Linked DNA regions of Mus musculus: all the other regions are linked to region 1. Evidence: chromatin loops called from intact Hi-C (ENCODE). Cell type or tissue: left cerebral cortex. All regions are shown on one strand. Region 1 overlaps Ttc7b (tetratricopeptide repeat domain 7B). Region 2 overlaps Ttc7b (tetratricopeptide repeat domain 7B). Region 3 overlaps Ttc7b (tetratricopeptide repeat domain 7B). Region 4 overlaps Rps6ka5 (ribosomal protein S6 kinase, polypeptide 5). Region 5 overlaps Rps6ka5 (ribosomal protein S6 kinase, polypeptide 5). Region 6 overlaps Ttc7b (tetratricopeptide repeat domain 7B).

Evidence for each region. Hi-C counts contacts between places; a loop is a spot of excess contacts. Peaks named below come from ENCODE experiments on the same cell type or tissue, not always from the same donor. Only the 100,000 strongest peaks of a DNase experiment are listed, where the experiment ranks them.
Region 2: a loop joins it to region 1, with 2.3 times the contacts of the local background. A loop is called at or near these places in 9 of 42 quality-filtered maps.
Region 3: it touches region 1 in a loop (4-fold over the local background); 5 of 42 quality-filtered maps call a loop at or near these places.
Region 4: a loop joins it to region 1, with 9 times the contacts of the local background. A loop is called at or near these places in 3 of 42 quality-filtered maps.
Region 5: it touches region 1 in a loop (4-fold over the local background); 4 of 42 quality-filtered maps call a loop at or near these places.
Region 6: a loop joins it to region 1, with 2.0 times the contacts of the local background. A loop is called at or near these places in 5 of 42 quality-filtered maps.

What each region holds. Positions count from the first base shown.
Region 1 is chr12:100,477,167-100,482,166 of GRCm38, reverse strand. All of the region lies in intron 3 of Ttc7b (tetratricopeptide repeat domain 7B), which reads left to right. It overlaps Gm36375, which reads left to right. Exons shown (of 2, transcript XM_006516439.4): 2 at 1-5,000. Among named protein-coding and RNA genes, the nearest start is that of Gm36375, 16 kb to the left of the region's middle. In left cerebral cortex, a CTCF peak has its summit at 2,037 (motif pointing right); DNase peaks (open chromatin) are centred at 1,944, 3,248, 3,400, 4,506 and 2 more places; H3K27ac peaks cover 4,882 bases.
Region 2 is chr12:100,425,602-100,430,601 of GRCm38, reverse strand. All of the region lies in intron 5 of Ttc7b (tetratricopeptide repeat domain 7B), which reads left to right. Among named protein-coding and RNA genes, the nearest start is that of Gm36375, 67 kb to the left of the region's middle. In left cerebral cortex, CTCF peaks have their summits at 2,075 and 2,274; DNase peaks (open chromatin) are centred at 1,382, 4,169, 4,431, 4,584 and 1 more place; H3K27ac peaks cover 3,964 bases.
Region 3 is chr12:100,349,414-100,354,413 of GRCm38, reverse strand. The region is part of intron 16 of Ttc7b (tetratricopeptide repeat domain 7B); the gene reads left to right. It overlaps Gm51958 (a long non-coding RNA gene), which reads right to left. Exons shown (of 3, transcript XR_003950124.1): 1 at 4,727-5,000; 2 at 740-938; 3 at 1-421. Among named protein-coding and RNA genes, the nearest start is that of Gm51958, 2.5 kb to the right of the region's middle. In left cerebral cortex, a CTCF peak has its summit at 4,829; DNase peaks (open chromatin) are centred at 1,110, 1,496, 2,115, 4,688 and 1 more place; H3K27ac peaks cover 4,417 bases.
Region 4 is chr12:100,566,626-100,571,625 of GRCm38, reverse strand. Rps6ka5 (ribosomal protein S6 kinase, polypeptide 5) reads left to right here. Exons shown (of 17, transcript NM_001330702.1): 13 at 627-797. Among named protein-coding and RNA genes, the nearest start is that of Ttc7b, 48 kb to the right of the region's middle. In left cerebral cortex, a CTCF peak has its summit at 1,986 (motif pointing left); DNase peaks (open chromatin) are centred at 2,584, 3,053, 3,446, 3,885 and 3 more places; H3K27ac peaks cover 4,787 bases.
Region 5 is chr12:100,573,290-100,578,289 of GRCm38, reverse strand. Rps6ka5 (ribosomal protein S6 kinase, polypeptide 5) reads left to right here. Exons shown (of 17, transcript NM_001330702.1): 9 at 407-568; 10 at 2,530-2,655; 11 at 3,034-3,167; 12 at 3,766-3,859. Among named protein-coding and RNA genes, the nearest start is that of Ttc7b, 55 kb to the right of the region's middle. In left cerebral cortex, a CTCF peak has its summit at 2,356 (motif pointing right); a DNase peak (open chromatin) is centred at 2,431; H3K27ac peaks cover 285 bases.
Region 6 is chr12:100,358,378-100,363,377 of GRCm38, reverse strand. The region is part of intron 15 of Ttc7b (tetratricopeptide repeat domain 7B); the gene reads left to right. Among named protein-coding and RNA genes, the nearest start is that of Gm51958, 11 kb to the right of the region's middle. In left cerebral cortex, a CTCF peak has its summit at 2,524; DNase peaks (open chromatin) are centred at 1,888 and 4,974; H3K27ac peaks cover 3,935 bases.

The DNA.
Region 1 (5,000 bases):
ACTGATTTGATGCTCCCAGTGGTGACAGGGTTATCTGGAGGTAGGGTACTCAGTGGAGCTCTGGTCTCAGGAGAGAGGGGTCTGAGTAACATGTGACTTCCCCTCTGTGTGCTTCCTATTGCGGCAGGTGATGTTCACGTACGATGAAGGCAGCAGCTAGACAGAGACCTGAGTGTCAGCTCAAGTCAAGCTGAAATTAAAAGTCCACAGTAGAGTACAAGTGTCCCTGTGCTCAGAGCTTGGGTTCCCAGTGAGTTTTCTGCTGAATGTAGGCACACTTTTTTTTCCTTCCAGAGTTGTGGCCGGCTCCCAGATGGCCAGGCTGGCCTCATATCCTGCTGTGTTCTACCCACCCACCCCTTCTCCAGGCCGCCTGCTGCCCACTCACCTGCCCCACCTCCTCCAGGCCCACTCCCTAACTGGCTCTGTCTTCTTCTAGCTCGTTGCTGTTCTCTTGTCCCTTAGCTCTGGTCTCAGGAGAGAGGGGTCTGAGTGACATGGGACTTTCACCCTCATTGACACTGTTTGTTGCATGCAGACCCCACCCTCCTCCCGCTGGTTCCACACAGTCTAGGTTGGCACTCTGCTTTGGTTTAATCGTTTCCCTTCTGCCACTTGCCTTTCCATAACTGTATCATTAATTAATTAATTCATGGGATTAGCAATTACACGGGCACATGGTCTAGGCTGGGCAGTGAAGCTGTGCCATGTCCACGCTGCTTGCCTTGCTTCTGTGTACAGAGGAGGGGTGGAGCTGCCTCACAGGCTACCCTACCCGCACGAGACCGTTTGTTAGCTTTGCCCTGGCATGCCGGGTACACAACTGGTCATGAACTCTACTCGGATAGACACTGGTTGTTAAGTCGGAAGTGAGGGAATTTCAGCGTGTCTGAAATCCTGTCTATTTAGATGAATATAGATGTGGTCCAGCATGCTTTGAAGCACATAATCTTGTCTGTGGCTCCTTTCCTGCTGACCCTCACCTCCAGGTCTGTGGACTGCCTCCCATCTGTCTGGCTAAAGAGCCTTTGTAATGCAGTTAGCTCTTGCACTGTGGCAGTCGGGTTCCTCCTAGAATCTCCTAGGGGCCCGGACTTGCACCAAGTCTGATTTGGGCTATCACCCGGCCTGGCTCTTGTGTTTTGACTAATTGGATCCCAGGTGCAAGCCTTGCTTGGTCACAACCCCTCCTAGTCTTCTGTGGCTGCCAAACCATGTCTAGTGCTCATTTTCTTCCCCCAGATATTCATGATGTGTTGGAAATGAAGAAGAAAACACACACACCCATATTTGGAAAGCTCAGAGCTCTCTTGGGGGCGGGAGCAGGGCACAGACTGTTCTGTGGACAGCGAGGTGTTGCAGTGTGGCGTAGGGTGTAGCTGTTCACAGCGGGCTGGGGAGAGCGCAGAGCAGGAGAAACAGGAAGCCCCACTTTGGCTGCATGTCCCTGCCCTGTGCCTTGCCCAGTGCCCATGAGAGGTGGCAGCTTCTGTGCAGAGAGGCCTCAGGGTATGTAGGGACTACTGAATGCTGGGTTCTGGGATGTAGTACTAAATTATTGGTGGTGATTGCATCTTGCAAGGTGTCCTAAACATGTCCTAACCACTTGGCCCTATTCCCCTTGATCCTTGCTACCCTAAAGACAAGCATGGCTACAGGCCCCATTTAAGAGAGCTGGTGGGAAGATTCATCACTCCACCTCTTCACGGTTGTGTCACCGTGAGACTGCACACCCTTAGTGACAGAGGTTGATCCTGGTTGTGTTGAGGTCCTTTGAACAGCAGCTCTTAGAACCAGTGTAGACTCTGCAGGAGGTTGTGGACAGACAGCCTTTACTAAACAGTGCAGGCAGCCCTCAGACTTTTTTGTTTAAGGATATCTGGGACACTTTGGAGTTCCGGACAGGTTTTAAAAATCCAGAACCCAGAATTATATAGCAAGATGATAAACCAAAAGCTGTGGCTTAGGGCCACATCTGTCAGGATCACAACTTTTTGCAGGGGTCAGAGGTCGTTCTGCAGTAGGTGGGCAACTGCCACCAGGGGTCGCAGGAGCCTCATCAAGACTCAGACAGGAACCACTGTAGCGCATGCGCAATTGCTCCTTTCCAGGTGCATCACATACCTTACTTAAATTTACATGCCTCAGTACAGGGGAACACCAGGGCCAAGAAGTGGGAGTGGGTGGGTAGGGGAGTGGGGGGGGGGCATGGGGGACTTTTGGGATAGCATTTGAAATGTAAATGAAGAAAATACCTAATTTAAAAAAAAAGAAAAAAAAAGAGTTTTAAACATGTCCAATAGCTTATAAGACAATAATAGTTTTTGACTCTGGACTTTAAAGACATGCCTAGTTCTTTAAATTGTGATCAATAACATATTTTCAGACCCAGCAGTAAAACCAATCAACCTGAAAAAAAAATTATCTGCTTGCCATTTGTGTCTTAATACCTTATAGTTCCTACCCTGCTCCAAGGCAGGCTGACTTAGCGTCCCTATAGGCCGAGCTGGCATTTGCAGTTTCGGAGACTGAGGTCACTGGGTTATTAAACGGGAGTTCAGAGATGCATGGAGAAAATTGAGCTGCCTGGGCTTCTCTGTTAAACTGGAACTATAGTGAGGAGGGTCCAGGAATGCCCTGCACTCTCTAGGAGGAAGCTCCATAGCCTGTAGTTGTTCAGCTGGGTCACACCCAGGCTTATCAGCCTGTCATGAATGCCTGGGACAGCTTTAGCAGAGACTGAGTTTACACAGGGACCTTTGAAAAGGGAAAGAAAACATGAGATCGTTAGCGGGGATCGTGCCCTGTATCCTCCTGGGTGAAGGTCCGTGGTAGTAAGGAAGCCCATGTGAAAGCGCCAGGGTTTCCTGACGGGTTCTTTGAAGCAACAGAATCTTGTCTTAAGCTTTAGCAATCGCGTGTTTACAAATGAACATGACCTTCTAGGTGAGCAGTAGAACAAGACAGTTCTCTGATCTTTGGGGGTTTGTGTCCCAAGAAGCTACTGAAGTAGAAAGCTCACGAATCAGTGCCTGAGACCGTGTGAGACACCGGACACAGCCTCAACTCCCCTGTGCTTATGTCCCCTGTGTCTAGAGAGCGTGCAGGAGACCAGAGAAGCCTCATTGCGTTTCTTTGAAAAGCTGCTTTCTGCATTTGAAGCTCTGAGATCCCTTTGGATGGTGAGGGGGCAAGTCGTTTTCTAGAGAAGTCCATGTGTGGTAGGGATGGACGTCAGAAGTAGGTCACTGCCGAGCTCCTGTGTGCCAATTTTGCTATGGTGGAAAGGAAGCTCAGGACTTGTGTGTGGGTTGGGTGGGGGTGGGGGATGCTGTCTGGCCTTGATGGTGTGGAGAGCTGCTAGCAAACTGTACCTCTCCTTTGAGCTTCCCACCCTTTCTACTCTAGAGGCTGTGATTGCGCTGTGGCAGGAGGCTTCATGCCGTATGGAGTGGGCCTCGCAGCTCAGGTTGCTGGCCAGGGCTGCCTGTTTATATTTAGATGCTGTAAGAAGAGCACAAGTCCTTTTGCTGCTGTTGACCCACATTCATATTTTATGTTGTTTGTGTTGGTAGACTTCTCTTTCATTGGTTTTCCTTTTGGAGGCAGTAGGAATTCAAAGAGTCCATAGAAGGCTTTAAGACAGTTTTAAGTGAAGGTCTGCAGAGGTGTCTATTCTGAATTATCTTTTAAAACTTTAAAATTTACATGTTTGTTTATTTAGTATCTTTGTGTATGCACGTAGAGTGTGGAGGTCAGAGGGCAGTTTGCAGGAGTCTGTTCCCTCCTCCCACCGCAGAGACTCCCAGATCAAGCTCAGGTTTCCAGGCTTTGGCCGTCTTACCTGTCCTGTCCCGAGTTCTTCAGAGACACTGTGTCTGTCACATTTGCTGCTGACTGGTTTGTTTGTTTGTTTAACATTATTTGAAGACTAGCTCCTTCCTTCTCTCCAAGCGGCTGTTCTGAGAAGTCCATCCCAGCTAGGGCGCTACATCTAGTTGCTGCCCCCTGGGGTCTCATGCAGTGAGGCAAGGACAGTTGCTTGTGTCCCCTGGTCACTGTCACCCTTGCTGTAGTTGGATGGTCAGAGGTTCCATTTTATACTGCAGAGTATCCTAGTGTGATACATCTTCTCTTCTCTTAGGGCAAATGAGCCAAGGCCACAGTGACAAGACATCACACTTGGGATCAGGGTCTGAGTTGGTTGCACTAATGGGGATTAACTTTGAGGGGCTGGAATGGGAGTGATGGTTGCTTTCTGCTTGAGACTTTCCTGTATTTTTAGATATCCCCTTAAAAAAAAAAGGAATTGAATTGTCATTGGTGCTAGGAAGATGCTAGTGAAGGTGGTGACTATTTGTTCAATGTTTCTGAATGCCAGGCCCTGGCACTGTCGCCAGCACATGTCACTCTGTACGTTTTCGTGACAAGGAGAAAGGCTCCAGGGTGTTCGACAGCATGCTCCTGACTCACAGGGCACTCGTGCTAAGAAGCAAGGGTTCAAAGCCAGATGTCTACTCAGAGTCCACCCCCGCCCCTTTTACTTCAGTATTTCTCCCAGAAGAGTATAGTTATGTAGGTGTGATTTTTTTTCAAACAGAGCTTTAAAATGTTACAACAGAAAAGAGTTGCCCAACATGATCCACCAGTTCCTGCCTTGCAGTGTAGCCAAGCAAACTAAAGCCTAGGCTCTTACGAGAGGCAGGGCAGGAAGGCTTGTACAGACTCCCCAGCTATGCAAGAAGTGGGAAACCTCCAAAATTCAGCAATCTATTAATGGATTTAAAACAATGAAGCATTTCTTCCTAGTGGAATGTTATTTGCCAATCAAAAGAAATAAGGTTTTAAAAATAAATAGTAGTACCCATACAATATTGTACCAAGTGCAGCTTGTGAGTGGTTAATCTTATGTCTGTGTACTTCTTCAATTTAAAAAGCAAGAAAGTTTGAATACTTGCTAACTAACTGTTAACCTTGGAAACATTTTATTTAATCGAGCC
Region 2 (5,000 bases), 52 kb after region 1:
GAAAAAAAAGTTGGACAGAATATTATCCAGGAAGGGCTGGCTCCCAGGTCCTGCTCAGCTTGCTGAGCTGTTAGGCTGGGCCCTCCTTTCTCCTTGGAGCTCTTTCCCAAGTTTGTTGAGGAAATGAGCTCCTACCTGCCTTAGCAGGTGGATGGGAAGCCACTGGGAAGGATGTGCAGGGTCGTCTCAGCAGAAGATGATGGTGACCTTGGTAATGGTATTATCTCAGGTTTCTTTGTTAGCTTCTGTCCCAGCCTGTGGGGACCTAGATGTGCCCAGAAGAGTGAGTCGTGTGCTCTCCTCATGATGAAAGAGTGGCATGGATGAATGCACATAGTGGGTCTTTTTCTATAATGCACAGGGAAACCTGACCACCATCTTCTGGGCTGACTATGTACTCTGTCTAGGAAGAGTCACATGAACAAAGCACCGTGTTTAGAGAACACTCTTTAGAAGCTTGTCCTGGTGATGAACGTGCAGACCCACTTCTCTACTCGCTAGTCAGAACAGCAACTCTCTCATCAGCTGACCGGCTTCTGAGCAGTGTTTCTGCCTGGGGCAGAGACCATTGATCAGAACTCTCAGCTCTCTCCTGGTCTCCTAGCCTCTAGGTCTGGCCCAAGCACAGTCTTCTCTATGCTCTCCTTCCTCTGGGTGAGCTTGGCTTTTGCTTGTTGGAATTAGCTCTGTTCTCAAGTTTGTGTCTGGTCTGTCATCATGACAGGCCATCTTTCAACTCTCTAGGCACTGGAACTATATTGGGCCTGGGTTTGATCCCAAATTTTCTGTTTACTGGCTCAGTGGCCATGGACATATTTCCCCATCTTCACATCTAAAAGTATACATGAAAAGATTTTTGATGTAGCATATAAGGGAAACCAGCTCTGATTTTGCAGTGTTTATTATTAAACCGAGCATCATAGCGCCTACTTCTGGCTTTCACCCAGTAAATGTTTATGTGTGCCGTGGAGGGCCAGATGGTAGGTGGTGGGAGTTCGCAAATGGTAGGGAGATGCAAGGATGATGGTTTTGAGGAGCAGGTCAGGGCTTTGGGGTGCTTTCCCTTCCCCCATTAGGGGGAGGCACTTGTTCCTTTTCTCAGGTGAGAAAAAGCAGGAGAGAGCTGAGAGTGGCTTTCTTCCCTTATGTGTCTGTCTGGCATCTGGCCCTTTCCTCCTGGTCCATGTCTCCACATGCCTCACATCTCACGCTCCCTTCCTGCCCTCCCCCTTCTCATGACCACTTCAACTTTGCCATTTGTGATCCTCCTCTCTAATTTTAAATTATTCACCTTTCCCAGCTCCTATCTGGGACAACTCACAAGGGTGCCTGGGGATCCCACAGACATTGCACTTCCTCAACCCACACTCTTCTTCATTCCTTCCCCACGGAGAACACAGGGCGTTTTACTCAACAGTTTAATGTCATGGTCCTTCCTCTTCTGCTGGTTAGTAATTGGGTGCCCGTAGGCTGCTTGTGGGTAGAGTTGGGCTTGGGACCCAAGGCCACCCTCTGATTTCCACCACTTCCCATCCTGAGGCTCTTTGTTACCTACCCCCTCTGCTACTGCTCAAATCCTTAGGGCCATTGGGCCATGGTTTCTCAATGCCTAAGGGCCTTAATATTCCGTCAAGTGTTCTCTTAGATTTCTTTGTTCCCTTCCCTTTGTCTTAGCTTTGGAGTATTGCACTGTGTTAACGTGGCAATGCAGTATCTGTTTGCCACTCACTGAAATGTGCAGTACACTCTTGTCCTTGCCCCTGACCTTTTAGCATGAGTATGTGTGCTTCACTTAGAAGGACCCCTTCCCTCTCTCCTTCCCATGGTCCAAGGCACTGGGAGAATAGGATGGTGACAAGTACTGATGAGCATTTAGGATTGTTAGGACTCCCGCTTTCTAGACTGTCTTGCTTCTTCACTACCATCATCTTCTAAAGTAAACACTCAGTAGGCTTGGTACTCAGTGGTACTCTGTAACTGACTGAGCCCACCTCACAGCGCAGGCTATGGAGGCCCAGCCTGTGGTCCACTGAGCAGGCACTTGTGGTAGAGTAAATATAATGTTCTGGGACTTACTCTGCTCTTTGCATTTTCGTATCATAGGCTTATAAAACTTCCTTGCCACGTCCAGTCTTTGGTTTGTCCTGGTCCTTCTTCATCAGCTCAAAGCAGGCCCCAGATGCCTGTGCTGAGATAGCATAGTAAAGAGTCACTTCCTAAACCCTTGATCCCCCTTGTGTTCAGTGTTAGCATTGTCTGGGACTCACCCTCTTCCCCCAGAGCACCAGTCTCTCAGGAGATGTCACCATCACCTTCCCCGCAGAGTAAGTAGGTCCAGAAAGTTTCTTATTCACCTCACATGACATCAGTTATCTTTTACTTAATTATGCCTGTGTGTGTGCTTGCGTCTCAGCAAGTGTGTACCATGGCCTTACCCCCTTAGCCATCTCACTGGCCCGGCTGTTGCCTTTTATCATCTTAGGCCCAACCTGGGAATTAGGATCTTCATGGGCTACTCATTGCATTGTTGGCTTTCAAAACCTAGCCAAGGGAGTGAAGGAGTCAACTAGGGAATGTCATTTTTGTCTTCAAAGTAAAATGATTCTAAAGAAATAAAGATTTTCCTTCCTATAAATTGGAAGGTAGAGCTTAGTATTATCCCCTCCCCCAATGGTATACTTTTGAAGATGTCTTAATTAGGGTTTTCCTGTGGTTAAAAACCATGATCAAGAGCAACTTGGGAAGGAAAAGCTTGGTTAAACCTTACAGTTTTTAGACCATCATTCAAGGAAGTCAGGGTTGGAACTCAAAGCAGGAACATGGAGACAGGAATTGATGCAGCAGCTATGGGGAAGTTCCGTCTATGGCATGTTCTTTATGGCTTGCTCGGACTGCTTTCTTACAGCACCTAGGACCACCAGCTCAAAGGTTTCACTGCCCATAGTGACCTAGGCCCTCCTACATCAATCATTAATCACCAATCATCAATCAAGAAAATGCCCCCATAGGGTCATCCACAAGCCCAGTGTGGTGGGGGCCTTTTCTCAGTGAGGTTTCCTCCTCCCGCATGACTGCAGCTGACACTGACATAAAACTAGCCCTCATAGAGGATGATAGCCTTGATGAGGGGTGGCATTTAAAAACACTTCCCCAGTGTATTTTACTCACTTTCTCTTTTCATAGCAAGTCAGTGAGCTGTAAAATAGATAAGAAAATGGAGAGAGGTTCCCCTTACAGAAGATTGAAACCCATGAGGTTTGGCTACAGAGTCAGTACTGTTTCGTCTCTCATAATTTAAGTTTGCAGATAAACATAAGGATTCCTAAACAAATGCACAGAAAGGCAGTTTCCCCTGTGATCGATCCACACGGTTAGTTTGTTAAAAGTATTATTACACTAAGGAATCCAAGAGTCCATTGGATTCTTTTGGGCTTCTGGGATTAAATTGAGACTCATTAAGGCTCTGGCGAGATTGCTTAGAGGATAAGAGCAGTCGCTACTCTTGCAAAGTACCGAGGCTCAGTTCCCAGCATCCACATCCAGAGAATCAAGGGCCCTTTTCTGGCCTCCATGGGCACAAGGCATGCAAAAAAAAAAAGTACACTTTCATACATTCAGACAAAACACTCATAAAATACAAATAAATCCTTGAGAAAATTGCCCTTCGTTAAGATACAATTATGTTCACGAGAGAGAAGGTTTGTTTTTCCGACTCCCTGGTGAGTTTCCTGTGGAGGCAGGTTTTGATGAACGTTGATGTCCTTTGACTATTCCCTGAGGTTGGAAGGAAGGAGGATTGAAGATAGGACGAGCTTTCCTGTGTTTCTCATTCCTCGGAGGCTTGGGGTCTGGCGGTGTAAAGAAGAGCTGAGAGAAGGATGAGCTGTCTGCAGCCCTCCGGCTTCTGCAGCTGCTTTCCTACTTTGTGCACTTTTTCACTCTGGGCTTTCTTTTGCATGTGTGTTAAATGGATTCCTTCATGTCCCTGTGATATGTGATATGAACTAGAAGGCACCCTCTGTGTCTGGTTTGATGTGTTCCTGTTACCTCACGCTGCCTGGCCAGCTGACCAGTTATACACTTTACTTCCCATTTGTCATGAGGAAGCCTCCCTTGGTGGAGTCATCCAAAAAATGTTGTTAAGCCTACGACAGCTCTCATTAGATTGAGATGAGACATCCAGAAGCCTGGCATGCTTGGTCACTTCCTAGTGTCGTGGCTGTCACACCCTCCATTGCTATATCTAGGCTGCAGCTGCCTTGCTCTGTACAGTCCTTTGCTAATGAGGCCAAGGTTGTGAGTTTGATCCCTGGCCCCTGACTACAGATGCCATCTGTCTTCACAAATGCATGCCACTGGATCTGAGGCAAGAGTGCGTTCAGAGGGAGAAGCTAGGCTTTGCTCTGGGAAACCTGAGTATCCTTTGGTACCAGGAAGCATGCTGTTTTCATTCCTGATGTGGAGGTCTACTTCTGATGTCACACGTTTTCAGAACAGATGACACCAAGGTTTGTTGACGTGAAGGAGAAGCAAGATTCTCAAGCTGGGATCTAAGAGTTACTGACTTTCAGAACATAGATGGATGATATCTTTTTGTGTTTCTGTCGTTTTAAATGTTGACGGTGCCCACAGTGGTGAGTGGGTATATCTTTCTCTGTGAGAGTCTGCTTTAGCTGTTCCCTGGTAGTCACAAAACTTGACAGGGAAAGGGATTTCAAAGCAGGCTCCTGCTCACTCTTTTCTTTCCTGAGGGTCTCCTGGCTTGCTCCTGTGAGGCTGTTGAGACCAGGAGAGATAGGTACGGGGGTGGGGGGGACCCAAAAAAATAACAACAACAAAAAACCAGACTTTGCTCTCGAGGTGTTGAGTTTGTCTGGTGAACTAACATGTGGCGAGTGCTGCTAGGTGCGTTTGCAGCTGTGCTGGGACCCTCCTCCCCTCCCCCAGGAGGCAACACTTTTCTCTTCAAAAGGAAGCCAGGAAACAGCCAAGTGAAGCTT
Region 3 (5,000 bases), 130 kb after region 1:
ATTGTATCCCCACAGATAAAATTTATTTGTCTTAATGGTTTTCTATAGGTTATCTCCTTCTGCCCCTTCAGAACTGTGTAGTACTGTAGTTACCAGACCGTCAAAATGCTACCCTTTTGAGTCAGCAGATCCAGGAAAGAACAGCCAGTCGACCCCCCAGGAGGTCACTAACAAACACCCCATAATCTGTTTGCCCCAAGTCTGGGGCGCACTGCCAGAGTGATTTAGCAAAGCGTTATCCGATGATTCAAGTGACTTCCTGTGACTCAGATGCTCAGAAGGCTTCTCAATTCATGGCAAGGTGGATGGATGACATACAGCATGCTCTGAAGAGTCAGGAGGCAACACGGTGTCTGTCACTCGGTGGTGCCAGGAGAGTAGGAGGCAGCCAAGTTCACTGGTGGTCATGGTCTGCAGAGACCTACAGAGAGGAGAGGTGGCTGTGAATTGGGCTGTGGCACTGGGAAGTGGGAATTTTGATTTTTTTTTTTTAACAAAAATGTCTTCAGTTGAACAAAATGTGATGTGGCTCACAGTCTAATTCCAAATCTGAGTAAGACTAGGCAGGAGGATTGCTGAGAGTCCCAGGCCAAATTAGACAAGATAATGAGCTCTAGACTAGCCTAGGCTGCAGAGAGACCGTGTTTCAACAAACAAACAAATCAAAAAGGCTTTTGCCATTAAGAAGCAAATATTCAGACTCAGAGCCTGTGGAAGTGGGTGTGCCGCGGGGACTGACCTCAGATAGACCGGCGACTCAGCTATGACAGAGCAGCTTGGAGTATGGGGCTGCCCCTGGGTAAGCCAGCTTCACTCACAGGGTCTGATAGGACTTCTGAGATGTAGTAAGTCCCCTCACGCTGCGCCTCGCTCCCTTCCTTCCCTCTGGCGAAGGAGAAGCCGTGCTGAATCTCACATTTTCCCTGTCACAGTTTGATCTGAAAATAAAAATCATTTTTACTTTAAAAATCCTACTCATCTCTATAAGCAAAAATGGGAAATGGCAGTCTTTATCTCCCTGAAAAGCCCCTTTCCCGGCCCCTCGATAGAATCAGGACGTGGGAGGCGTGGCCCTCTAACCCAGCCTGCAGCAGGTACTGCTCAGCTGGTTGCCCCCGTGGAGCCCATCTTTTGCCTGTCCCCCCTTTAGAAGGGAGAAAATAAACCATCAGCTTCCTCGTTGCCAATTCCCTCACTTCTCCACACCTCTCCCACCTCCCCACATTTCCTCCCACTTAGCAACCAAGAATATTGAATGTGCAGAGAAAAAAAATAGCAGAATTGGAAAGCCTTTAAAAATACCTAACCAAATGCCTGTGACCATATTCTTCTTTCCTTGAAAGATCTTTTAGGGACAGAGCAGGGTGTTCCCACCCTGGGGTGGACATGAGCCCTCCCAAAGCCCTGGGTATGGGTGGAGACAGGACAGCCATTATCAGAGCTCCCTGTCTGTTTCAACTTCATTTTCTCAGGATATAAATAAATGTTTCTCCGAAACCCTTTACCACTGCACAGACGTAGGCATGCCTGAGCAGCTGGGATGAGAAGTGACCCTGCCTAGGGCATGTAGCATGCACAAACAAGGCTAGCTCTGCAGTCGGCACACTTCACAGCCCCCAGATGCAATACCACAGGACCAACAACAAACAGCCTCCAGGCTCTTTAGGTCATATGGACTTTCACACAAGAATCATGGTACGTGAGAAGCATCCTTTACTAAAAATAAAATAAGCTGAAATTTGAGCAGGAAGGTTTTTACAGGGAGCAGTTGGAGTCCAAAGGGAGTAGATCTGTGCCAACCCCCTGACTCTACTGCCCTTGCCTCCATGTGCTCAGTGTGGCCTCTTTGCTTCATCTGTCTGGGTTCCCCATCGTCCCCGAGGCCCTTACCGGTCATCCTGAGGCTCAGCACGGGCCCTCAGGGCACTAAGAGGAGCTAGAGGAAGACATGGGCCAGCCTGAGAGTGGCCAATGAGAGCAGCCCCTGACTGTATGTTCTCGGCAGCTCTTTCCATCTTTATTTTTGCTTGAGGGAAATCTCAATAGAAGCGGGTTGCAGAGCTGAGCTTGGACAAGTTGTACCAATGGGGCTCCACCTGCGCTTGGAGGACACAGTTTCTGCTTTGAGCAGTGGGTGGACGTTCTCCCCAGGGTACATTTGGGGAAGTGCTGTGGTTTCAGATTCTCTTTTCCTGGGTCTGAATGTTTTCCTGCATTTAAGATAGGGATCTGACTTGCTCGTCTTCTCTCCCTTAGTAAAGAACAAAGCCCTCTCAGTTCTTCTCCATAATGACTTAGCCACTCAGAACAGCGTGAACCTGACCAGACTCTCACCAGAAAGGTCCCCATGGGCTCTCAGCATCCCAAATCGCATCATTTCAGCCGGGGCTGATAGTGATCGCTTTCACTGAGAACTTCTCTGTGCCAGCACCAAACTGGGCCTCTACTCCCTATAAGCCTTGCAAGACAGCTACTGTTGCCCCAACTTTAGAGGAAATGAAAAGCTAAAGGAGAGTGTGCAGCATACCCAAGTTTTCCAACTTTGATTTGAGTGGAGTTACCATCAAACAGGAGGCTGTCTGACACTAAAGCTCTCTCTGTGACAGCATACTGCTTCTGTTGATGACAGCCAGATCCTCCTCCTCCTCCTCCTCCTCCTCCTCCTCCTCCTCCTCCTCCTCCTCTTCTTCTTCTTCTTCTTCTTTCTCTTCCTCCTCCTCCTCCTCCTCCTCCTCCTCCTCCTCCTCCTCTTCTTCTTCTTCTTCTTCTTCTTCTTCTTCTTCTTCTTCTTCTTCTTCTTCTTCTTCTTCTTCTTCTTCTTCTTCTTCTTCTTCTTCTTTTGTCAGTCACTTCTTTCCCACCTCTGATCACTGCCACCTGAACCTTCTCTGTCATTAGCCTTAAAATGACATCCTTATGATTGGAAAATCTTGTTTTCTTCCTAACTCCTATGTCAATCACTTACTAACAAACAACATTTAAAGCTGACACACACTGTTGCAGGTTTTCTTTACTTTAGGCCTTCTAATAATCACCAGTGTTTTGGTAGGGCTTTTTTTATCTTACAGAATGTGTTCTCCTTCTGCCTTCAGAAAAGCAGAATGAATGGGCAAGTGCCATGTTGGATCAACTCTTCTTACTGCTCACAACTCTTCTTACTGACACAAGGCTCAGACACAGTGAAAGCTTGTGTGATTAGGACCCAGGCCTCAGAGGGTTTTAGAGGTTTAGTCCATTATCATGGCAGGGAGCATGGCAGCACGCAGGCAGACATGGTGCTGAAGAAGGAGGTGAGCGTTCTGCATCGAGATCTACAGGCAGCAAGAAGAGTGAGATTGCAGCGCTTGGCTTGGAATTTTGAAACCTCAAAGCCCAGCCTCTGTGACACACATCTTCCATTAAGGGCACACCTAACTCCAACAAGACCACACTTCTTAATCCCCCTCAAGTAGTGCCATTCTCTAATGACCAAGCATTTGAATCTGTGCACCCATGAGAGCCTTTCTTATTCAAGCTACTACATTCTACTGCCTGACCCCTATAGGGGTCATATATATATCATAATGCAAAAAAAAATTCATAAAGTCCGACTCCAAAAGTCCCATAGTCTATCACAGTCTCAACACTGTTTAAAAGTCCAAAGTCTCTTCTGGGATTCAAGGAAATCTCTTGACTGTTTGTTACCCCCTATGCAATCCAAGTCAAAAAGCAGATAACAACTTCCAACCTACAGGGCATGGAATATACATCAGCATTCCAAAAGGGAGGAAAGGCGCATAGTGAGGAATGCTGGACCAAACCCAGACCCTCACCTCTCCTTTCAGCCTCTGTTAGGGTTCCTGTCTGCAGCCCCTCTCTGAGATGAAATATATATTGTGTACCACACAATATCACAAGAGGCAAAGCTGTGATAGGAACTCTGGCGTTCTGACTCCTGGTCTTTCACCACCACACCCTGTCTCTTGTGTTTAGCTTCTGCAGCTGTGGAAGACAGGAAGAGTCTCTAAGAGAAACTACAGTTCCCATTTTAACCAGTGTTTACTATATATGCTCTGACTTGTCAGTCGTAACAGGGGAACAGTAATTCCCTGGAGGTGTATGCTTTGTATATAGACACCGTAGACTTGGGGTCTTGCTGATTTCCTCTCCTGAAAGTACCTCTCTGCACCCCTGAGATCTAGGAAGAAAACATTCAATATGAAGAAAGGATATCCCCATTTTGAACAATGTGTAGTTAGTTGTCTTGAATGCTGTTTTTAAAGGGGCAATGGAAGACAAACTGCAGGATAGACCCAGAGGTAGTTGCTCTACCAGTGGAAGGAGATAGGTCTTGTATCATTATTAATGATTCTGGATGCAATTGATTTCTACTGTTTGAAGTGGGGAGCCCTTAGATTCCCACATCTCCCATAATTGCACTAGAAGGCCAGACAGAGGTGAGCTGTCTCTGGGAAACTCACCAGGCATAGTGACCGAGACAAGTGTTTAAAGGGAACTGTGTTTCTGACCCTTGGCATGTGCCTGGAAGTTTTAACTAGCCAGAATGCGCTATCTGTACACTCTTTCAACTGTTACCCAGTTCTGAATCTTTACTTCCATCATCTAGCCAGAAAAGTCACCCAGGTACAGTGGCTTTCTCAGTGATGATTCATTAGTGACAGACAGAGAGTAAGAGCCCAGATCCCCATCCAGGCTCCAGGATCCCAGCTTTTGGATCCCTTCATACCTCACACGTGGCAGCCAGGCTCATTCTCTGCAGCTTGGTGAGGTGGAATCCCATAACATTACAGCTGCAGTACCCCAGTGTGGTCCAGCGGGCGCCCAGGCAGGTCAATGCCTCGTGGGTTCCAGAATCGTCGTACATTGAGACAAAGCCTTCTGAAAGCTCCCTGGACGAGGAGCCTTCGCAGTGTTCAGATCACCAACCCTTTGTGACTGCTTATATTAAAAACACTACATGACCAGACCAGTGTTAGAAACATTCAGCACATGTTGTATGA
Region 4 (5,000 bases), 89 kb before region 1:
GCTTACAGTTTCAGAGGTTCAGTCCTTTATCATCATGGTGGGAAGTACTTGATGCTAGAGGAGCCAAGATACATCTTGATCCAAAGGCAGCCAGAAGGACACTCTGTTCTGCAAACAGCCAGGAGGAAGGTCTCTTCCACAGAAACATATACAGTGAGATGCGGGTATTTGCAGTAAATATTCTCAGAAATCCTGTAATTAATCATTGAGCCCTGAAGTTATCAAACACTATCTTTCTTTCAAGGGAAACTACCCATTAGCTGAGTGGCAGCAGTTGCATATAACACTACTTAGCAACCCCCTGCATTATTTACCATAGATTTTGTCACCTCGGCTCTCAGTTTTTAAAGTGAAAATATAAAAATTCAAAATTAAAATAGAGTTCAATAGAAATAAAATGAAGTAAAGGAAAAGACTGTAAAGATTTTGCTGAAATATTTGAAATTTTTCATTGCTAAAATAGAATTCTAAAAAGCTACATTATTCTTCAACTCTTTAAATGCAAGGATTGTTATAGGTTGTTTAAGCAAGGGATTATTTAAAGTTGCTGAATAATAAATAACCTATAGAGTAACCCGTATCTTTTCAGTAAGGCCCCACGTTGCTCTTTCTTTCCATCTTTCTAGCTTCATACGTTTCTTGTGATGGAACTTCTGAATGGCGGAGAGCTGTTCGAGCGCATCAAGAGAAAGAAGCACTTCAGCGAGACTGAGGCCAGCTACATCATGCGGAAGCTTGTGTCAGCTGTGAGCCACATGCACGATGTAGGAGTGGTGCACAGAGATCTGAAGCCTGAGGTGGGCCTCTGTGACCTTGGACAGCTCAGCCTGCTCTCCTTGTTCGCTAGCCTTAGAGTAGCTGTCAGCCTTTAGGACGCTTGCTATTTCTCTTGGGCCACTAAGTAAATCCTGGAAGATGTTTCCTAGGATTTTTTTCTTTCTCTTCTCTTTTCTGTGTCAGTCTAAAATAAATTTGTTCTTTTTTTCCCCTCTTGCCAGCTGATCATCTTGAGGTTATATTTGTAAGTGTGAGAGCCTTTTATGGGAAAAATGCTTCATGCAACAGTTGTATACTAAAAATAGCGATGGAAAATTTTGTAGCAAAAAATAATAAGCACTGCTATATGTATTCCATCTTGGGGAGTTTGTTCGTTTGATAGTGTATTTTGAAACCTTAATTTTCACATTTTTAAATCAAATTGATAGCTCCTAAACAGTAATGTATGGGATTCTGTTCTACATAGTTACACACGAGGCCCTGCCTTGGTTTAATAAGCTGTCCTATCTATATGTGCTTCAGTATGCTCACGACTGTGGTATTTATAGACCTGGAGAGCAGTGCAGAGCAACAACTTTTTATATTTCCTTAAGAAGGCTAATTAAGAAGGTTTTAACTCAGAATGATCCATTTTTAGTATCAAAAATATGAAAATTCCTCTCTTTTTAAAAATAAGTAATAATGAGCTTGGAAAACAAAAGCCAATGACTTTTTTTTTAAAAATTATCCTTTACCAAATGAGAAATTATATATATTTCTGCTCTAAAATAGGATATTATTTTTAGTTTCTATGTGATCATAATATATTTTCAAGTCTATTTAAAATATTAATGGGCTTGATGTTCCTTTTTTATTAAATCAAAAAAGAATATTTCTGTAAAAGCAATTTTTTTAATCTTGTGCTTAAATTATTTAAAAATGTTTTAAAAAGATGGGCAGTAGAGGTACATACTTTTATCCCAGCCCTTGGGAGGCAGAGGAAGTGAGATCTCTAAGTTCAAGGCCAGCCTGGTCGACAGAGTGAGTTCAGGACAGCCAGGACCACACTGAGAAAACCTTTCTCAAACAAAATTGATATTTTAAAAGTGGAAACATAGGGCTGGTGAATTGGCTCAGAAGGTAAGAGCACTAACTGCTCTTCTGAAGATTCCTGAGTTCAAATCCCAGCAACCACATGGTGACTCACAACCACATGTAATGAGACCTGATGCCCTCTTCTGGTGTGTCTGAGGACAGCTACAGTATATGTATTCAAATACAGTTCTCTGTATCTGTGGAGGATTGGTACCGAAGCTCCCTATGGATATCAAACCTCTTACATGAAATTGAATATTATTTTATTTTCATATAACCTACGTGATCCTTTCGTATACTTTAAATCCTCTCTCTAAGTTATTTATGATATCTATTTTGATGTAAATGATAAATATGTATATTTTAGGGAATAATCACAAAAAATCTTTTCATATTCTGTACAGTTTTGAAGGGGTTTTTGTTGCTTTTTTTTGTGGGTAGATTGTTTTGTTTTGTTTTGTTTTTTTGTCTGTTTGTTTGAAGTTTTTAGTGGGTAGTAGTTTGAACCCACAGTTGTGATCCTCAGGGGTACAGAAGACAATTGATTTATTCCTTTAAAGGTTTTAAATTTTTGAGTACTTTATTACTGTTCTTCCCATTGCTAGTAATTAATCAGAAGTGGCTTGTGTCGTAGGAACTCACAGCTCTGCTAGCTCCCCTCGGCTTCCTTCATCCCAATTCTCACTCTCCTACGTAACACCCACTGAAAACATGGTGCTCTGGGCTCCGAGATGAGCTGTCTAGTTTAAATGTGAGAGCACACTACTTAAACGTTTGCTTGATAGACAAGGAACAGGCATGTAGTTTTTTAATGGAAAAGATCTGTTCCATGACTGTATAGAACTCATTTTCACATGTTTTATTCTTTGATAACTGGCCATCTGTCATCTCATGGTGTCTCGAATGAGGCACATGTCCTCGGCAGCAGAATTTAAATTTGTCTTCTTCCTTTCCTGATCAAATAGATGCTTTTGTAGCTTGAAGTGAAGCAGAAATGTCAGATTACACTATATGTTCTACCATCATTTTATTCTTAAACTGGGTTTTAGGAAAGTAAAAACGTACCTTTGAACTAGCACTTTCCTAACTATAGCTCTCACTTTGACTTTTAAATGGCAGAGTATATTATTTCCAAACTAAAAGTTGAATCCCTTTCCTAGGCAGCATTTTAGTTGTGACTGTTTAGATAGTTAGATGGCGTTCTTTTTCTACATAGACAGAACTCTAAGCTCTAGGTGAGAACCAGACAGATTTAGAAGCTGACTGGCATTCTTAGAGGGCTGCTTGGTAGTCTTCATATTGATCCTCTTAAAGGATTAAGAAAGTTCTGTATATGATAGTATTTTCAGGCAGAAACCGAGATGAGGATAGAAGTGGCTCAACTGTTACTTTTGTCCCTTCCTGGCCATGCACACACCCATGTGGAACTGTCCTGATACTTCCCTTGCTACCCTGGGGCAGGAGGAAGTAAGCAGTAAGCTCTGGTTTTACGTGTTCTATGAGAGGAGGGTTAGAGTCGCCAGTGTAAAGGGAATGCCCTCACTTCCTCCAAGATGACCAAAGAATTCCTTCATTAGTCTTAGTGGAACAAACCCGTTCTTGCCAGAGCCTTGACAGGCCCTGTGGAGATGGAGCCAAACGTGCTTCTGGTAAGATGTGTAGCACACCGCCTGGCACTGCACAGAGAACCTCTAGTATAATTGCTGAAGGACCGATATGTCCCAAGAAAACACCCATGATTGGTGACCTCAGTCGTCAAAAATCAAGGTCTGAGCATTGTATGATAGAAAACTATTTCAATTTTTCCTTTCTTTGTTTTTTCCACCCCCTTCTTTTTTTACATTAAGTTTTTCTGTTTTATAATTTCATAACTGAGTACTGTCTTTACATCATTTGCACTTACCTTCTCCCCACTCCACCTACCCTGCCCCCTCACTCCTGCTGGCTGCTTGAGATTAGGTAATCTGTCAGGGTTTATCCTTGGAGAAAACCGAGTTTCCCTTTCTGGGCAGCTATTAATTGCCTGTAGCTGTTCATCTAAGGCTGGTAGGGCTTTGTAAGAGTTCTCTCATCTATATTGGAATAGCAACTGATGCTGTCATTTGCTGCTCTTACGTAGGCCACTAAATTGTTACAATTGCATGGGTACAGCTCCCTGTCACACACAGAAAACATTCTCACAGCAAATGTTCTGTCCTCTGACTCTTAACCATCCCCCAACTCCTTTTGTGGGATGTTTCCTGAGCCTGAAATGTAGGAGTCGTGCTGTAGAACTCTCCATTGAAGATGAGCACCCCATGGTGTGATGCTCTCTCTATTCTAACCAGTTGTAGATTTTGGTGATGGTCTCTTGACTGCTGTAAAATGAAACTTCTTACCTGAGCATGGTGGCATACACGTTGAATTCCACCATTCAGGAGGCAAAAACTCTGAGTTTGAGACCAGCCTGGTCTACATAAGTTTCAAGTCAGCCTTAGTGAGACACTGTCTCAACAGAAATTGTGTGTGTGTGTGTGTGTGTGTGTGTGTGTGTGTGTGTGAGTGAGAGAGGGGGGGGGGAGGTGAGAGGGAAGAAGGGAGAGAGAGAGAGACTTCTTTAATGAGACGTGAGAGCTACACTTACCTAAGGATATAGGAATGACAATACAATTAAGAATACATAGGTTTAGGAATGTGTCATTAGCAGATTGTCCTCTAGGGCCCTTGACCAGTCATAGCAGTTAACTTTGGGTATATGTAGCAATGCTGGTCATTGCTGTGGCTCACAGACATTACACATGGGTAGGACTGCTGATTGCTTTTCTCCCTTGGCAGTTTGAATGGCAGCTTTGAATACCATGGGAACATTTCCTTAGGAGGAGATTTCCAGATCAGCTTCAGTCCAATTCCCCCAACTCTTGTGTCTGAAGTGTAGTATCTTCTTCAGCAGTAGTCTTTGGCACTAAGGTCAATGGCAGTAGCCTATGTTTTGGGAGTCTATTGAACTCCGATGACCAACAATGGTAAGGAAGGTTTCCCATGCTTGGCACTGAGTTTCTCTGAGTCTATGGCTCTTAGGGGAGATCATTATTACCAAAAGTAGTATAATTTCATTTAAATTTTATGCACACACCCTCACACACACACACACACACACACACACTTGTATA
Region 5 (5,000 bases), 96 kb before region 1:
TGGGAGGCAGAGGCAAGCATATCTCAGTTCAAAGCCAGTGAGTTTACATAGAGTAATGGTTCTCAACATGTGGATCGTTTGACCACCAAACCTTTCACAGGGGTCATCTAAGACCATCATAAAACATGGATATTCACACTATGATTCATAACAGGAGCAAAGTTATGGTTACAAAGTAGCAATGAAAATAGTTTTCTGGTTGAAGGTCATCACAACATGAGGAACTGTAGTAAGGATCACAGCATTAGGGAGGTCGAGAACTGTTGCAGTAGAGAGTTCCAGCCTGCTAGAGCTACCAAGTAAGACTCTGTCTTTAAAAAAGAAAAAACAAAGTAACCATATCTATTGTTCATAATATAGTTTGATTTTTTTTTTGACTTGTCCCAATCTTCTTGCTGTGCTCTAGAAGATAAAGTGGGATGACTTAGCTGCCAAAAAAGTGCCTGCGCCATTCAAGCCGGTGATCCGGGATGAGTTAGATGTGAGTAACTTCGCTGAAGAGTTCACAGAGATGGACCCCACCTACTCTCCCGCTGCCTTGCCACAGAGCTCCGAGCGACTGTTTCAGGTAAAGTTGCAGCATGCCAGACATGCTTTGGAAGAAAGCCAGTTTTCCTAGTGAGGTGGTTTGTTGGCATAAAATAAGAATTCTATAATCTCTTCAGAACTAAATTTAGAGATATGTTGAGGTACTATCTGGAAGTTTGCAGTTTACTAAATAGATTTTATTATAGTTTTTAATGTGTATGTTTTAGGTTTTTTTGTTGTTTTGTTTTGTTTTTTTGAGACAGAAGTTGGAGTTTTGGGATTTGGATTGTTTAGTGGGATATTTTGTCTGTTCATTTGAGACAGGGTCATGCTGTGTAACCCTGGCTATTCTGGAGCTCACTATATATAACAGACGCGTCTTGAACTTCTGCTTCTCCGTAGCTCGGATCAAAGGTGTGCATTCGAACAACCAACCTCTGTTTGTTTTTTATGACGAGGTATTCATTTTATACTTGAAAATTCATTTCTGCTGAGGCTCATGTGAAAATTATAATGCTATTTTATTTTTTACTCCATTCTTTAAACTATTCAGTGTTACCTGGACCTTTATCTTCAGTGAATAATAAATTATACATGCTCTCTAATTCTTAAAGTCTTGAATCGAGGGGGCCAGAGATGTAGAGTGCTCACCTAGCCGGCAGGAAACTCTGGCTTTAGTTTCTAGTACTGCATAAAACTGGGTCTGGTAGCACTCACCTGAAATCCCAGTGTTCCAGAGGGTAAGAAGTTCAGGGTCACCCTCAGCTACACAGTGAACACAGCTGCCAGTAGAACCCTGTCTCAAAAAAACAAAAATCAAAAACGGAAGGGAGGGAGACAAACAGATTTATTTTTAAAGACTTTGGGTTTAAAGTCCATGATTTCCATGCAATGATGGGCTATAATCTGGAAATGTGAGCTAAAATAAGTCCTTCCACTCCAAGTTGGTTTTGCCAAAATATTGTTTAAAGATTTATTTTTATAGTTTTGTACGTGTATGTATGTATGTATGTATGTATGTATGTATGTATATTGTATAGGATTCCTTGGAGCTGCAGTTTCAGCTTGTAAGCTGCCTAATGTAGATTATGCGACGAACTTAATGCCCTCTGAAAGAGTAGTGAGCACTTTGACTCTCTGTAAGAGTGTTTACCTGTTTGTTTTTGTCAGTATTTTATCACAGCAATATGTGTAGATGTGTGTATGTGAAATATTATATAAAGCACATTGTTTTGTATTTTAACTTTAAAAAATTAAAAGTGCAGAATATTTTTTAGGAAATGTTCGTTTACAGATGCAGATACTCTGTGCCTATTGAACTGTGTCATAGCTGCACTTCTCTGACCACTGACAGTGCCTGTAGTGTGGTTTGCTCTGGCTATTCAGAGTGTGCCTCTCACCTGTCCTATGACCCTGGAGAACATGGCCAAGGATCTATGTAGGTGGTAAACTAGTAAATGCCCTAGCTTGCACAGAGTAATTATGTGTCATTTATCACTCTGGCTTACCACATCATCCTTCCACTGGGGTATTATTTTCCAAAACTCAATTTTAAGTTTAGTTATTCTGAAAACATAGAATACAGATTCAATAATTGCTAAATTAAAGATGAACTTTTATGAAACTTGTTATTTTTGTAGTTTGAAACAGTTCTGGGGCCACTTTATTTGATGTGTTGACTGTGCCTCTTCTGAGGTCAGATGAGTTTATAAACAGATATTATCAGCAATGCAAAAGGTTCACAGGCTTGCATCAGATTTGGGAGTGGAATAGGGAGGAAGTCTTTCTGCCTTGATTTTTTGAGTTGGGCTAGTTCTGCCAGAAGATGGCAATATCTCCTTCTGAGAAGCATTTGCTATTGAGTTAATGCTGTATTCTGAATGCAAATAAAATTATCTTCATCTGAACATTTTTTTCTATGAAAAGAAATGATCGCCATCTAGACCGTGCCTAGCTGTGAGAGTGCAGAGCTTTGAGCTTTAGCATCTCTTCTCTTTTCAGGGCTATTCCTTCGTTGCTCCATCTATTCTCTTCAAGCGTAACGCAGCTGTCATAGATCCTCTTCAGTTCCATATGGGAGTTGACCGTCCTGGAGTGACAAATGTTGCCAGGAGTGCAATGATGAAGGTACATAGGTCTGGCTGCCTCAGTTTGGATCTGTGATTTGTGTGAATATTTAAACACCAACTGATGTTTTTAAGTCTAGTAAATTTACTAGATTATCACTCAACTAAAAGGCAACTTTAGAAAATGAGTAAATAAGTGGGAATAGCAGTGTTTTCCCCAGAAGATTGTCACTGCCAACCTGCATGAGCTCCTTTTTGCCATGATAAAACATGATATATTTTGGACAAATGTATAGATGAAAATATAAGCACACTAAATGAGTTTTAATTTATTGCTTTCAAATTTCTGAATCATTTCACATTAAATTACAGCTTTACATATACTTTGTGTATTACTACCAATCTTTTATTAAATTAAATAATGTTGATCTTTTATCAGGACTCACCCTTCTATCAACACTATGACCTAGATCTGAAGGACAAACCTTTGGGAGAAGGAAGTTTTTCAATTTGTCGCAAGTGTGTACACAAAAAAACTAACCAAGCATTTGCTGTCAAAATAATCAGCAAAAGGTATGGCCAGTCCTAGCAGTCTTTCTTGGGGCTTTTGACCACTTAGGAAGTTCTGGAAATTACGGAGAAGGAAATCAGTTGTTTCCTTTGCGAGACTTTTTGCACACATGCTTAGTTATTTGCCTTTTTAGCTGAGGTCCAATACTTCTAGCACTAGTGTTCTCTGATGATGTAATCAGTTTTGGACAAATCAGAATCTGTTGTGTTTTATATGAAAACTGTCTTGTGGTAATGATATATTTAATCAGATTTGCTTGGTGACTTTTATTTGTTGAATATTTGCAGTCAAAAGTATTTAGCAAGCTTCCTGATGGCTTTAAGAACAGAGCTAGCTAGTTCTGGTAACAGGTTATTACCATTGCTAAATTGTCAGCAAGAAGAGCATCCATTTCTTTGTATGACTAGCTCTCTTCTAATTCAGAGGTCATAATTTTCTTTAAAAAAAGTTTTACTTTCCTGGTGGGTGGTATGATTACTACTTTTGTGGATATGTCATTTTGAGACTTTGACACAGGCATTCTGAATACACTATAAATAAAAACAATCAGGGAGAGAGCGCTGATGTGAAACTCTGCTGGAAAACTATTTGATTTTGTAGGATGGAAGCCAATACTCAGAAAGAAATAACAGCTCTGAAACTCTGCGAAGGACACCCCAATATTGTGAAACTACATGAAGTTTTTCACGATCAGGTATTTCAAGGACTCCCTCCATCCGCGCACATGGGCTAGGTCAGATACAGGGTTCAACTTCTCACCAGTTTTATTGGTGCTGCTGAGTGAAGCTCAGGGGCGTCTACTATCACCCAGCCTCTGGGAAGGGGAGAGAAGGTAGCGCACACACCCTCACCTCTGCCTCAGTTCATCCTTTACTTCACCCATCTTGGCATGGGTGGATACAGAGGGGCAAGAGGCCCTCGTGCCACTGTCACAGATTGCAGTGTGCTTATTGTGAGTGTGGCTGCCATCCACCCTCACTTAATTACTTCGTAGTCAGTACTTAGTGACTTTAAGCCTTCAACATTCTTTACATTTCTAGCATCAGACAGACTGACTCTTAAGCCCACATGGTGCAAGTTAAAGGACAAATGGGAAGCAGAAAGACAGATGTTCCCTTTCATCTTGTTCCAGGTGGCAGCGTCTGCTCAGCCCCCAGGACAGGTTGTTCTATGCTCTCTTCTACTCTTAGCTCTGCTTTTCAACAGAAGTCTCACACGGAAGCCTGTCACTTGGACATGGCTGGTCCATAGCACCTCTCAGCTCCCTCCATTGCCACCTCCCATGCCTGAAATTGTGCTATTTATTCTTCTCTCTGATAATGGACAGGTATCAAAGCCTTCTTAGAACCTTAACTTGTTACCATTCTATGCCTATTAAGGCACAAATACCAAAACAAGTCCTGAACATGGTTTTTTTTTTTTTTAATCTAATTTTAACAACAAAGGACCTGAGATTCCTAAAAGTCTTGAGACTTGTACCAGGATCAGTAATCAGTGACAATCTAGAAAAGAGAACCTCTTCCAGGTACACATTATTCTATTGTTGTGACATTCTTGACTAGAGTAGCTTTTGGGACTCAGTTCTGAGTACCACAGCTAAGAGTGACTCATTATGGTGATATCAGGTGGTAGCAGGAACACATCGTAATTATAACTTTTGCCTCCGTTTATGCAGTATGTGGTCCAGGTGCTGTACTGTAAACTCTACATGTATTATCTTAGTCCTTGCTTAACACTGTGAAGTCAGAAAACAACTCATAGAAGTTTAGGTACCATTAGTTAGCCTTAATGGTAAGGCTGGTATCTAAGCCCCACCATCCCAACTTCACAACGCA
Region 6 (5,000 bases), 120 kb after region 1:
GGCCATGTGTTTAGAACTTCCTTAGCAGTTCAGTGGCTCACATCTGGCAGTGAGCCACTGGGTGGGTTCTTCACCATAGAAGCTGCTACAGTGAGGAGAGCCTTGCCCTCAGGCCCTCGTCCCCCCTGTTGACAGCTGACCAGGAGGCAGAACACATTTGGGTGTTTAACAGGACCAGTTGCCCAGAAGGACCCCTTGAAAGCCTGAGAGTACGGGTTTCTCATTGAAAGCCTGTGAGGTTTTGTGTATCAGCAGAGATTTTTGGACTTGAACACATTTCAGAAACATTCAAGTTTGATGCCCATTTAGGTAGGCATGATGCAAAACTCTCCCAGCTGGTTATTAAACCCGCCTTTTATTTCCTTGTCTATTCTGGAAAAGCATTTGCTTCTTCATCCCGAGGAAATGTCTTACTATGCTCATTCTTGACCCCACCATGTCTATATGCTCCTGGACAGTTGCTCAGTGCTCTCCAGACTCAAGGGCGGACCATGAGGTACAGCCACTGTGATTCATTGCCCCAGGCTGAGAGACTGATCACCTAGCATACCCTCACTATAGCTCTGTGGGCAACATTGGGCAGAGTTCTCGATCAGCCCTTAGAAAGTGCTCACAGGTATAGTGTGTTCCATACCGCAGCTAAGGTACCCACAGTTCCAGGCTTAATATGATTGGGTGTGCAGAATTCCCACCTATCTTGGGAGCCATGTTCCCAGGAGTCGTACTGGAGGCAAGTGTAGTGCATACCAATAGCTCCATCTTCTCAAGAACCCAGGAGTTTGGAACCAGCCTGGGCAACATAACAAGCTCTCAGTTCTAAATAAATAAACTAATTTCCCCTGGGAATGAATCAGCACAGGAAATATTTCCGAAGTGCAAGGACCATGGGAGCTCTTTCCTGGGAAGTTGTTTTTCTTTTGTTTCAAAGCACACCACTGCAGGTCCGTCCTCCATTGGGGTGGAGAGCTATGAGCTGTAGTGTTTCTAACTCTGCACCCACAATCCCTGGGAACCTAGCTGTGTGTGGATTCTCACTTGGGGTGACAGGTGGAAGAAAGATAGAGATTCTGTTTTTCACAAAAATCTTTCTTGTAGATTCTGCAGCTACATGTCTTGGACCATATACTTGGAGTAACAAAGTATTCAAAGATCTGTTAAGGCCTTTTCAAGCTTTGCGTTAATTGGGAAAACTTGTAACTTCTTTTTTAATGAGGTAATAAATAACATGTCAATATGCAGTTGGGTAAGCCACCTGATCCATGACATTGTTCCCTGGGTAACAGATGGAGAATTAGATCATTTGAGTGATCTGCAGTTAGTCAGGGCTCAAGCAATAGTTAATACGTGTTAACAGTCACCTAACCTGGCTGACATTCGTTCCTTCCAAATGTTGACAAAGGGGAATAAGAAGTCTGTGTCTTAGCTCTGGCCCCTTCCCAGCTATAAGCCATCATCGAAGTCATCCCTGGTGGGCACCAGTCACAGCAGCTGAACTCGAGGCCACAGGCTAGGTGTTTATTTATGTGTTTGTTTGTTTGTTTGTTTGTTTGTTTTTCTGGCATTGGTCCATTAAGAAAGCCCAGCCAGACTACCATGGCTCCAACCAGCACATAGTAGGTTGAGGCAATAAACAGAGGTAGAGTTCCTTCAGGAGAGCTGGCTGGTGAGATCTGAAGATACAGTTCTGGACAGGGCTGGCCGCACATGGCCTGCTTCGCCTTCCCTTTCAGAACACCTGTTCCCGACTGACTCATCTGGCTTTAATCCCTCATCTCCCTCATCACCACATTGCTCTTCATTTTTTCATCCTGCTTGTCTTGGTTGGGTCGGCTGCCAAACCGTCTTCTCTAGTTAAAAATGTCTTTCGAGCACACTCGCCCCACCCACCCTACGCCCCCTCCTCTGCTAATGCAGTCTCTCCTTTGCTCAGAGTCCCATGCTCGCTTTCCTTCAGGCCTCTGGCAGCAGCTCCGTCTCCACGTGGGCTGCCCAGCTCTGAAGTCAGGGTCAGGGAAGATATCCAGAGCTCTGAGGACCTGCGTCCCACCGGCGCAAATTTTCTGGGCTGTTCCACACAGCTGCTTTTGCATCCTGCCCACGTTCAGTAGATAAGCAAAGGAAGGCTCCTGGCGTGCGGAGTCTGAGAGTTGAGTTCACAGATCATCACAAGATCCTAAATGTTCAGGTTCCTAGGATTTTATTTCTAAATCAGCTGCTGTGAATGCAGCCCTCACATTGAAGTAGTGCAGGTTTGCATGATTAATGTGTGTGTTTCCTCCATGAGGCACTTAGCAAGCTTAAGGAAATTAGAGCCACAGACTTTAAATTTTTTTAAAAAGATCTTTGATGTGTATGTGCTGTGATGTGTGAGTGTGTGTGTGTCTGTCGGATGACTACCTTAGATGCCAGTCCTTGCTGTCTCATGTATGAGAGCAGGCCTCTTGCATACTGACCAATGGTCTTCTGGGATTTTCCTGTCTCTGCCTCCCATCTCTCTCTAGGAGCCCTGGGGTCACAGGTAAGTGCTATCTCTCCTCTGCCTGCAGGTGGCTTCTGGGGATTCATGGGAGTCCTCATGTTTGCATAGCAAGTTCTTTACCCACTGAGCCACCTCCTTAGCCCTCCACTAGTTGTTCTTGATTGGAAACCTTTGTGTATATTAGGTTTCAGAATTTTACAGTGTGCAACTTCTAGCTTTCTCTTTCCTCAGCCCAAGTCAGGACTTGTGGGAGTATCACCAGGAGAAGGCTGAACAAGAGTTTACATACAGCAGGTGGGACAGATCTGGCAGGGTCAGAAAGTCATCCTGGAAATAGTTGCTGGATGCCCCACTTGCCCTGAGATGTGCCACTTAGACTCATCTCCTGTGAAGAACATTGAAATTTCATATTACCACATGACCTGGATTCTCACTGGGATGTTTTATGTCCGTTCTAAGCCCTTCCTTAAACCAAACATAGACTTTATTTCAGGAATTATCTTAGGATTCTTTGAAATTTTTCAAAATAGGGTAAAATATTATTTAATGAATTTTAATGAAAAGTAAAAGTTTGAGTAACTGGAATTTTGTATGTATCAGACTTTAGGGTAGCAGGCAGATCACAAACATACATGCACAAATGTGAATGACTGTTCTCTAATAAGTCTTGCATGTGACATTCTAGGGTCAGAGCCCCAACTCCAACTCCTCAGGCTCAAGGCCACAGTGTGGTCGACCACTCACTGGGCTGGAAGTTTTGAGAGGGGAGGGTCTGATTGCACTTTATGCCACGTTGTGTTCCACAGTCTTACATTTGGCTTAAATATTTGGCAGTGGACTAGTGCCTCCCTCTCCATCCATGTCACTGTAAGATTCAAAATAATTCCCTGCTTCTTGTTTGGTGCTTTAAAGTCAGAGAGATTTAGTTCACTGTCTGTGCTATGAGTCTGGCCGAATTAACTCTGCCTAATTTGCAGGGTTGTTGTGGAATCAGTGATTAAATATTCCAAGTGCTCACAGCTGCTGCTGCTGTTATTATTTTTACTTGTCTTGGAAGCATACGTTTCTTGGCTTATAATTTGTTATCTTGCGGTTGTAAGCTCTCGTGGTTTTTGACAATTGTGTTGTCATTGGAGGGGGGTTACTCCCATTCTTTAAAGCTAAGAGGTGCCATTCGCCATGCACTCTCAAGGATGAGTAGGCACTTAAAAGGCCTAAATGCATGGCCTGAAAAGGCATTTCATACAACAGAGCACCCTCTGCAAAGACCCGTGGCACATGAAGACTAGTGAGGTGAGGGAGGAGTTGGCCTTGGCTTGAGTTGGGCTGAAGATGACGTACTAGGAACAAACTAAGGTAGCAGGAGCCGGATCACAGCACACGCTGTAGAAGTTGCTAAATTTTAATAAATATCAGTAATGAAGTCTGTTAGCTACCTTTCTCCTTGCTGTAGCCAAAGTACCTACCAGGAAGCAGCTTAGGGAAAGACAAAGAGTACGCAGAGAAAGTGTGATGGTAGAAGCAGGGTGTGCTGGTTGGTTTGTATGCCTTGCAGAATGAACGGTCTTCACTTGCTTTCCCTGTTTTACTCAAGTAAGGACCCCAGCTTATGGGATGGTGTGCCAAGTTTACAGTGGGTCTTCACACCCCAGTTAAACCAGGTCAGAAACACCCTCAGAGACCTGCCAAGATTTGTCTTCCAGGTGATTTTAAAACCTGTCAAGTTGGCCAGTGAGATTAACCATCAGAGTTGGATTTGTGTTTTAGCATGTTCTCCTGTTCTCCATTAATTTTATGTAAGTTTTCAATAAGTCTCTGAACAAAATATGTTTTAAGTGAGATTACTGAACTTTGAACCAAGTCTACAAAGTACATGACTTCTGACTTAAGTCATGGCTGCTCTTGGTGACACGACCACCCTGATGGTCCCTCTTCTGCTCACTGCCTCATGTCCAACACTGGCATGTCCTAAGCTTTCTCATCACTTGTTTTGTTTTTCTTGCCTTGGGATTTCCTCAGTGGGTTAAATTTACAGTATCTTTGGATTCAGCAGCATCAGACTAATGCCAGTCATTGTGTCACTTATTTCCCACCAGATGTTTTCAGCCACCCTAAGACATTGATTGGGTCAGGTTTCTGGAGAGATGAGAAGCATCGGTTCTGTTTCTAACACTCTTCCCTGCCTTATAAAGCCACTGACATTCAGGAAGTGGGTGAAGAGGCAGTGCCATCTCTCCCTGCCCCCGACCTGCATTCTCAGCCTTCACATGGGCTCAGGGGTGCACGGGGGGGGGGGGGGGGGCTGCACGGGGCCTGGCTGCCTGTTTTCTTGCCTCCTGGCTCTTCCCTCTGCCAGGTTCTTTGATGCTGTTCCCAGTACCTCCTTTCCAATGCCTTCCCATCACGTGTGCTTAGCAGGTCCACTATTGTTCTTCCTGTCTAGCTCTCTTAGATCCAGCCCACACCTTTTCAGCTCCGTATCATGAGTCAAGTGTTTGAAAGCTGTTATTTCATGTTAATT